Linked DNA regions of Homo sapiens: region 1 is linked to region 2. Evidence: read pairs that join two places in POLR2A ChIA-PET (ENCODE). Cell type or tissue: PC-9. All regions are shown on one strand. Each heading gives the region's core, and the rest is flanking DNA. Links, peaks and the distances in the headings are about the cores only.

Evidence for each region. ChIA-PET counts read pairs that join two places held together with the same protein. Peaks named below come from ENCODE experiments on the same cell type or tissue, not always from the same donor. Only the 100,000 strongest peaks of a DNase experiment are listed, where the experiment ranks them.
Region 1: POLR2A ChIA-PET joins it to region 2 with 6 read pairs; 2 of 35 experiments call an interaction of 5 or more read pairs at or near these places.

What each region holds. Positions count from the first base shown.
Region 1 is chr6:21,382,693-21,387,091 of GRCh38, reverse strand. No RefSeq gene overlaps it. Among named protein-coding and RNA genes, the nearest start is that of LINC00581, 130 kb to the left of the region's middle. In PC-9, for the core only: no CTCF peak of the experiment used is centred there; a DNase peak (open chromatin) is centred at 2,641; H3K27ac peaks cover 1,594 bases.
Region 2 is chr6:20,970,864-20,975,262 of GRCh38, reverse strand. The region is part of intron 10 of CDKAL1 (CDKAL1 threonylcarbamoyladenosine tRNA methylthiotransferase); the gene reads right to left. Among named protein-coding and RNA genes, the nearest start is that of CDKAL1, 440 kb to the right of the region's middle. In PC-9, for the core only: no CTCF peak of the experiment used is centred there; no DNase peak of the experiment used is centred there.

The sequences.
Region 1 (4,399 bases), core at 292-4,291, 410 kb before region 2:
TGTGAATAAGGACAACAGTAGCAGCAGACATAGCTGCTAGCTCTCCTTCCTTGTAGGTATAATCCCAGTTGATTGACTTGTTTTCCTAGCCTCCTTTTTAGCCTTGGGTGGCCATGAGTCATAGTTCTGGCCAATAAGACCTAAGCACAAGTATGCTAGGGGTGTCACTGATAGTGTTTGCCTGATAGAAGGGGACAGACATAGCTGGCATCTTTCTTTATCTTTCATGCTGTCAGCGGGAGGCAACCAGCAAGAGGGAGAGGCTGAGAGTCACAAGAAGACAAGTTACTTCATTACTGCCCTTGTTTTCTCCCTGCGTGGAACCCTAGATCCCTCTGGCTACTTTCTCTCTCCAATCCCCTCCATGCCCTGTGTCCTTCTCTGACACTCTGCCCACTAATCTCTCACTCCGGCTCTAACTAATCATTGGCTTTCTCCACCACTGCCTGCCTCCTAAACCCCATCTCATTGCTGGGGAATATTCATGCACATTTGAGGGTTTGTTTTGTGTTATTATTTTATTGTGGTAAGAATACTTAAGATGAGATCTACTCTCTTAAAAGATTTTCAAGTGTACGATACAGGATTGTTAACTATAGGTGCTATGTTGTACTGTAGACCTCCAGAACTTACTAATTTTGCGTAACTGAAACTTTATACCCATTGGTTCACAACTCCCTATCTCAATCTTCCTCCCAGGCTCTGGCAACCCCCATTCTACTCTCTGCTTCTGTGAGTGTGGCTATTTTAGGTACCTCCTAGAGGTGGAATATGCAGTGTTTATCTTCCTTTTTTCTTTTCTTTTCTTTCTTTTTTTTTTAAGACAGAGTCTCACTCTGTTGCCCAGGCTGGAGTGCAGTGGTGTGATCTTGGCTCACTGCAACCTCCGCCTCCCGGGTTCAAGCAATTCTCCTGCCTCAGCCTCCTGAGTAACTGGGATTACAGGCACACACCACCACACCCAGCTAATTTTTGTATTTTTATTAGAGATGGGGCTTCACCATGTTGGTCAGGCTGGCCTTGAACTCCTGACCTTGGGATCCACTCGCCTTGGCCTCCCAAAGTGCTGGGATTACAGGCATGAGCCAACGCACCTGGCCATAGTGTTTATCTTTCTGTAACTGGCTTATTTCACTGAGCATAATACCCTCCAGATTCACTCATTATTACATATGGCACGATCTTCTTTTTGAAGGCTGAATAATATTCCATTGCACGGATACATTTGAGGTTTTCACCTTTTCCCAGGCCTCGTCTGTAGCCATGTCTAAATTCACCCTGACCCATGGCTAAAGGAGAATGAGAAACACTGGAACATAATGACTTTCCCTGACACGTCCACATTCTGAATCTTAAATAACTCTGTTTCAAGTGCACTAAGTGATCTCTGCCTCCCTGTTCTCTTGGTTCTCTTCCCATCATTACTAGCTATAGGGTGATGATGAATGTTTGGGTCAAAAAGACCTGGGTTCTCTTTCCAACTCTAACAAGGTTGCCAACGAAATTAATTCCGTTTTACCCTCCAGTTCCTCTCTTGTAAAATAAAACCATTTTGGCCGGGCGAGGTGGCTCAAGCCTGTAATCCCAGCACTTTGGGAGGCCGAGGCGGGCGGATCACGAAGTCAGGAGATCGAGAGCATCCTGGCTAACACGGTGAAACCCCGTCTCTACTAGAAATACAAAGAAATTAACCAGGCGTGGTGGCGGGCGCCTGTAGTCCCAGCTACTCGGGAGGCTGAGGCAGGAGAATGGCTTGAACCCTGGAGGCGGAGCTTGCAGTGAGCCGAGGTCGCGCCACTGCACTCCAGCCTGGGCGACAGGGCGAGACTCCGTCTCAAAAAAAGAAAAGGAAAAAAATAAATAAATAAAATAAAACCATTTTACATTTCAGGGCTGTTATAAAATAGAAACAAGCTAACATATAAGCCAGGTAATAGATGTTGAGTATATATTAGCTATTATTCTTAACATGGCCGATATCAGTAGGCAGAGTCAGCTCTGCCACCCTGGCCCCACCTGACCTGACCCCATCAGTAAGCAATTCGTTCACTGGGTTAAGCATTGCCTTATCTCCAAAGCTCCCTTTTATTCTCGAGAGGGGGAGGTTCATTGCTACAAAGACATTCACTTAATTTTCTCTTTAAAAAGTTCATTATTTCAGTAGAAGAAGATGGGATAGAATTAGAACACTAGAGCTACACCAAGGGAGACAAGATAGAAGATGCTGAGTGCTGTGGAATGGGGAGGAAGAAAAACAGTGGGAAAAGTAAAAAAAGAACTAGGGCAAATGCACCTTGGCCCCAGAGACGGTCCTAATTAATTTCCTTTCTTCTCTGTTGCTATTTTGGCTTCCTTTGGTTTAAAAATAAAAAGTCCTGTTTTTGCTCTGATTATGTCTTTTATTTTCATATTTATGAGATTAAAATGGCATAACCTGCCTAGGATGCACCGTGATCTAAGGCACTTGATGTATGTTCGAGAAGAAAGGGGGGAAAAGGCCTCAAGTCTGACCCGAGGAGGCAAAATGCTTATGTAGCATGAGAACTTTATTGACTTAAGTTTCAGGATTGTTCTCTCAGGGAAGGAAAACCATCTTAAAAAACAAACAAACTTGTATTCTGGGGTATTTCCCAGAAAAGACGCAGGTATGGTTAGTAAGATGGGATTTGGTTTTGTTTTTCGAGCTTCAGCCGGGTGGTAAAAGGTCAGTCCTGTGTTGTAATCCACTCTGGTGCCTCTCTCCCGTAAATCTAACCACAGCCCTAGAAAAGCTATGCAGTGTGGCAGTTAGTAAAATGAAATTTCTTTTTAAAACGTCTTCCCCCTTAAAAAGTTACTGCTGAGTCTTAGAATGTTCTGGAAAAACGCTGTTGCTCGAAATTTCAGAATAATTTCCCTAGGAGAAAGCTGTTAAAATGATTTATCTTAAAATAAGTTACTGAGATGGGAAGATGGAGAAAAGTAGACATGTCTCACATGGGTGAGGTCTTGAGAATGGGTGAGAAGAAAAAATGGTGTGGGGATGTGTGGGGTGAGTTTCTATAAGAGCCGCATCACCTTCTGACCCGTGAGTAAAAATGTTGGTTAATAGGAAGCCAGTCAGCTCTGTCCCCATGTGCTCAACGCGCCACAATCTATAGCAAGCACAGACACAGACAGTACGTCAGCACTGTCCTGGGCCCTGCGCCTCCGGGTAGGGATGCCCCAGCTTTGCCCCATGGAGTCGGGGGTCCCCTGAGGTCTCCTTCTTCACACCCTTACAGCCTAAAGCAATACCAGCCGTGGCCGCACACTGGATGAAGCTGTCAAATGATTGAATCGCACAGCAGTGAGCATCGCTGGGATATATTGTATATTGTGGGTCCCCATTTTAAATTGGATTACAATCCTGACTTCATCACTGTCATTTGTAATTAGGTCTGGCATTCTAGACTTAATGCAGCCACCACTGTGTATCTACGACTGTGACAAGAGGCCATCTGCACACACCACGAACTAAAAGCCGCATTTTGACCCCCGGCCTGATACCAAAGCTCAGTGCAACAGTGTGAGAGACCACGGCTTCAACTTCATCTTTCCCCTTTTCTTTATCTAACTTTTCTTACACAAAACTAGGCAGCAAAAAAAAAAAAAAAAAAAAAAAAAAAAAAAAAAAGGGCAAAGGAGAAATCAAGAGCCTATACAATCTATAAACTAGCTCATCAGCTCCTAAATCAAGAGGCCAACTCTTTTGTTATGGTTTGAATTGTGTCTCCCACCCTAATTGTGACTGTATTTAGAGACAGAGTTGGTGTGGAGGTAATCAAGTTAGAATGAGGTCATTAGGGAGGGCACTACTACAATCTGACTGCTGTCCTTATACAAAGGGGAAATTTGAATACGGTCTCAGGCACACAGGGAGATCATTTTGTGAGGATGAAGGCAGGGATCCGGGTGATGCCTCTACCAGCCAAGGAACAACAACGATGGGCAGCAAACCACCGGAAGCCAGGGGAGAAGCCTGGAACGCATTCGCCCTCACCGGCCCCGAAAGGAACAGATCCCATAACGCTTTGATCTCAGACTTCCAGCCTCCAGAACTGTGAGACAATACATTTCTGTTGTTGAAGCCACACAGTTTGTGGTATTTTATGACAGCAGCCTTAGCAAACTAATACATCTTTGTATTTTAAAATCACGGATAGAAGAGTGTGGGTATCCACTGAAACCACAAGCGGCTTCCCACAGGTTGTTTACGGTCAGCTTTATGCTTAGAGGGAGGTGTGAGAGTCTCATAGTAACACACAGAAATCTGCATTATTTATGACTAAAAGCAAAAGCAAAATGTCTTGTTTGTCAGTCACTCCCCTCTAGGTAAGTCTTGTCCAAATTCTTGAGTTATTAATAGCTTAATTTCTTT
Region 2 (4,399 bases), core at 205-4,204:
ATTGATATCTACAAGGCAAGGATATCTATCACCTGGAGACGGCAGAGATTAACTGGTCAGTCAGTGGGTTCGTAGTTAGCCGGATGGCCAAAAGATCTGGCTCTAATTTGGTATTTTTCCTCCCAATCAGCTCCAATTACAAACAAATGGAACTTCTGAGGTAGATACAGGGACATAAGATAAATATCTATATTAAAGCATTGCTAAAAACAGTCTTCTTGTTTTGGAGTCATGGTCCAAATATCTTATTTGTTTCTTTCCTTTTTTTTTTTTTTTTTTTTTTTGAGATAGGGTCTGCCTCTGTCACCCAGGCTGGAGTGCAGTGTTGAGATCTCAGTTGACTGCAACCTCTGCCTCCTGGGCTCAAGTGATTCTTTCACCTCAGCCTCCTGAGTAGGGGGTACTACAGGAGCATACAACCATGCCCAGCTAATTTTTTTTTTTTTTGCAGAGACTGGGTCTTGCTATGTTGCCCAGTCTGGTTTCGAACTCCTGAGCTCAAGCAATCTGTCAGCCTCGGACTCCCAAAGTGCTGGGATTACAAGCACGAGTCACTGCACCTGGCCCAAATATTTTATTTCTAAGATGCAACTGATGGTAAACCACACCATCAACTCGATAACAGCCTTTCAAGGAGAAAACAAAATCCAGAAAAATAGAAACCTTACGATATCAATGTTATATATTATTTGTAGAGCATAACTCTGATTTCTCAAATATTAAAGTGAGCCTGAGAATAAAGAATAGCTAGATATTAATCACTATCACAAGACAAAAGAAACACAATGTTCTTTTCATTTTCCCTATCCAATGTGAAGTTGTGGCAAAGATTGCTGGTTGCCCTAATATCCCTTCTCTCTTCTTCAGTAATAAAATTCCCAAATTTTAACTACACCTCTGACCACCAAGCTGGAGATTAATTGCTCATATGGTCAAATAACAAAGTTTGGGCAAAGCCAAAAGCTTGGATTTAATATGACTAGAAGAGATCTGCTACTTTTGGGTCAGGCCAGTAGAAGAAATGCATGCCATGTCTTTCCATTGTCTTTTCTGCTTCTGCAGCCTGGGATGCTAACATGACGGCAGGACAAAGAAGAGCCATCTTAGACCTAGAGAGGGAAGGCACACACTGAAGACAGCAAATCCTCTAGAGAATCTTGGACCACCCATCTGTGGACTGTGAAAGAGAGAAGTAAACTTCTATAAGCCACCATATTTTGGGGCCTCTTTGTTTTATCCTCTTCACGTTTTCCCTAATGTAAGCGTTTTCTATATAATACTTCACAGTTATATATCGTCTACAACAATAATTTCTTAAAAATTGTTTATAGTCATTGCTAGTCAGAAATGATGACCCAGGCCAGGCAGGGTGGCTCACGCCTATAATCCCAGCACTTTGGGAGGCTGAGGTGAGCAGATCACTTGAGCCCAGGAGTTCGAGACTAGCCTGGGCATCATAGGGAGACCATGACTTTCCTAAAAATACAAAAATTAGCTGGGCATGGTGGTGCATGCCTGTAGTCCCAGCTACTTGGGAGGCTGAGGTGGGAGGATCACTTGAACCCGAGAGGCAGAGGTTGCAGTGGGCCGAGATCACACCACTGCACCCCAGCCTGGGTGACAGAGCAAGGCCCTGTCTCAAACAAACAAACAAAAGATGACCCATGTTGCTTATGATCCTATGTTGGATCACCTGGCAGGATGGCAGCAGCTGAAGCAGAGACCCCAGTGAACACTGGCATGCCTCTACTGCTGTTCACAGTGACTGGCACTGAGAGCCACCTTTCCCTCCACAGCCTTTGGAAAGTCTCACATTTCCCCATGGGTCCTACTTCACTCCCCGCTCACTGGCTAGCTTTCTCCTTCCCCACAGGTACTTTTGACTTTGGCTTACCCTATCAATCATGAGAAAATAAACATTAGGAATATGTGACCCAAAAGATACCTTTATATAGAAAAGATACCTTTATATTTACATATGTGATACATTGTTTTTAAGGTAAAATTCCAAAATCTCAGTATAGTAACAATGATAATAATTATAGCTGATAACTCTTGAGCACCTTTTATGTGCCAGACACTATTCTAAGCATTCTACATATATCAATTCATTGTTCTACCAATGTTACTCTATTATAAGCTAAATAATGATACTCCATTATTTAAAGTCTTTTTTTTTTTTTTGAGACGGAGTTTCGCTCTTATTGCCCAGGCTGGAGAGTAATGACGCGATCTCGGCTCACTGCAACCTCTGCCTCCCGGGTTCAAGCAATTCTCCTGCCTCGGCCTAAAGTCTTCAATTTATATAGCATCCCAGAAAGCACTAGTGATATGTTATCTAATATTCTTTGTATAGGGTAACTGCTAATATGCCCAGTTGATATGTGAAAACATCAAAACCCATAGAAATGTGAAAATCTGTCCAGTGCTCCACAAAAATCAGCAGAACATCCAGGCCCATGTCAAAGACTGGCCCTGACAGCAAACAATCAACAATGCTCAGTTCTCCTTTCACGGTCTCTGAGTTCTAAAATCAAGCATGCTTTCCTAAGAGAAGGGAGGTCCATAAGCTTCATAATTCCAAGGGCTATGGATTAATTCACTGATGACCCACGTTCCAAACAGGAAATGTGCCTGAAACTGAGGGAATTAACAGAGATGGGCTGTTCATTCCCTTAGGAACGTGGGCTAGGCTGGTGGAAGAGCAAAAGAGAAATGAAAATAAGTTGTTTATCCTGCTTTCTGTTTCAAACTTTCTTCAAAAAATCTGAAGGACTTGGGAAGTTGAAACATAAAAAGAAACTGATAGGCTTCCACGGATAAAACTGAGTGTCTAAAAGAAGAATAGCTGGTGCCTTGAGAAACTTAACTAAAGGCTAAGGAAGAGCTAAGAGTGTCTCAAGCCTGGGTGATAAGAGTGACTGCCAGTGGGCTGTGTCTGAGGCCTCATGAACTTGGCCACCAAAATGATCTCCAGTCCTTCTACAGGGCCACCAGTGTGGAACAAGAAGAGTATGCAGAACAATCCATTTTTGGCAATAGAGAGATCTTGTGATATGATTTTCTGTAAATTTCACTTTACACTGTATTATTTACAGCATGAAAAACACTTGCAAGTGAGGAAGGCCATTCTATCCAAAAGAATGTTTCTTTCTCAGGTGTTGAATGGAGGACTCAATTCAAGTGAGTCTCTAGGCTCACTACAGAAACAGAAGCCCTTGGTGTCTCAGGCCTCTCTGACTTAGGATTATAGAAATGATATGCCACTGTCAAAGCAAGTGTTGAGATGATTATTTCACACCAAATATCAGATAATAAAATGGAACAACAGTTTTTTCACGTTATTTTTTTTAATTCAAGGTCACATCAAGTAAAATGAGTTTAAAAATATTTTGGAAGGCCTGGAATTAGAGAGCAAGTGGAAAATTTAAAATCTACATCATTCAGCTTAAACTCTTCAAAATGGTGCTCCCTTTTCAGATGACTTACATGTGAATGGAATGATCACGATTCAACTAATTTGCCAGATTAATGATAAAACTGATTCAGATTTAAATCTTCTACTTCTGTAAACACTTCAATACAATAATGACCCATTTGATTTGAAGGATACTAGAATAAAATAATAAAGCTATAACAAATATGTTAGTAATAAAATTGTTATATTCTAAAATCTGTTACTTCTATGACAGTAACACAATGTACTGCAGATTTCAAAATGACTCTTTAAGTTTTGAAATTGATTATCCCTGAAATATCAATATTTTTCTAGTGATCTGTTGCAAATTCTAGAGTTTATATCTATTAATTTTAAGTTTGATTATCTTTTTAATTTAGCAATGCAGCATCAAAAGCAAATATCTTTCCGATCAACAAATGTCCAATCACCTGATGTGCACAGCTTTTGGAAGACTATGCTGATGGTGTGACACGGCATAGTGAAGGGGACATCATCTATCAAGAAAACAAAGCTTCTTTAGTGAATCTAGACCAACAGCAGCTTTGACATCATGAAAGACAGTAATTGTGGAACTCAATTATCTATCAGAATAGAAATAACAACATAATATTTGATTTGGTTCTTAATAAAAGTATCAGTTTTTAACAGGGAGAGAGGCCGTGCATGGTGGGCTCATGCCTGTAATCCCAGCACTTTGGGAGGCCAAGGCAGGCAGATCACGAGGTCAGGAGTTAGAGACCAGCCTGGCCAACAAAGTGAAACCCCGTCTCTACTAAAAATGCAAAAATTAGCCGGGTGTGGTGGCACGTGCCTGTAGTCCCAGCTACTCGGGAGGCTGAGGCAGGAGAAACATTTGAATCTGGGAGGCAGAGGTTGCAGTGAGCTGAGATCATGCCATTGCACTCAGCCTGGGTGACAGAGCGAGACTTGGTCTCAAAA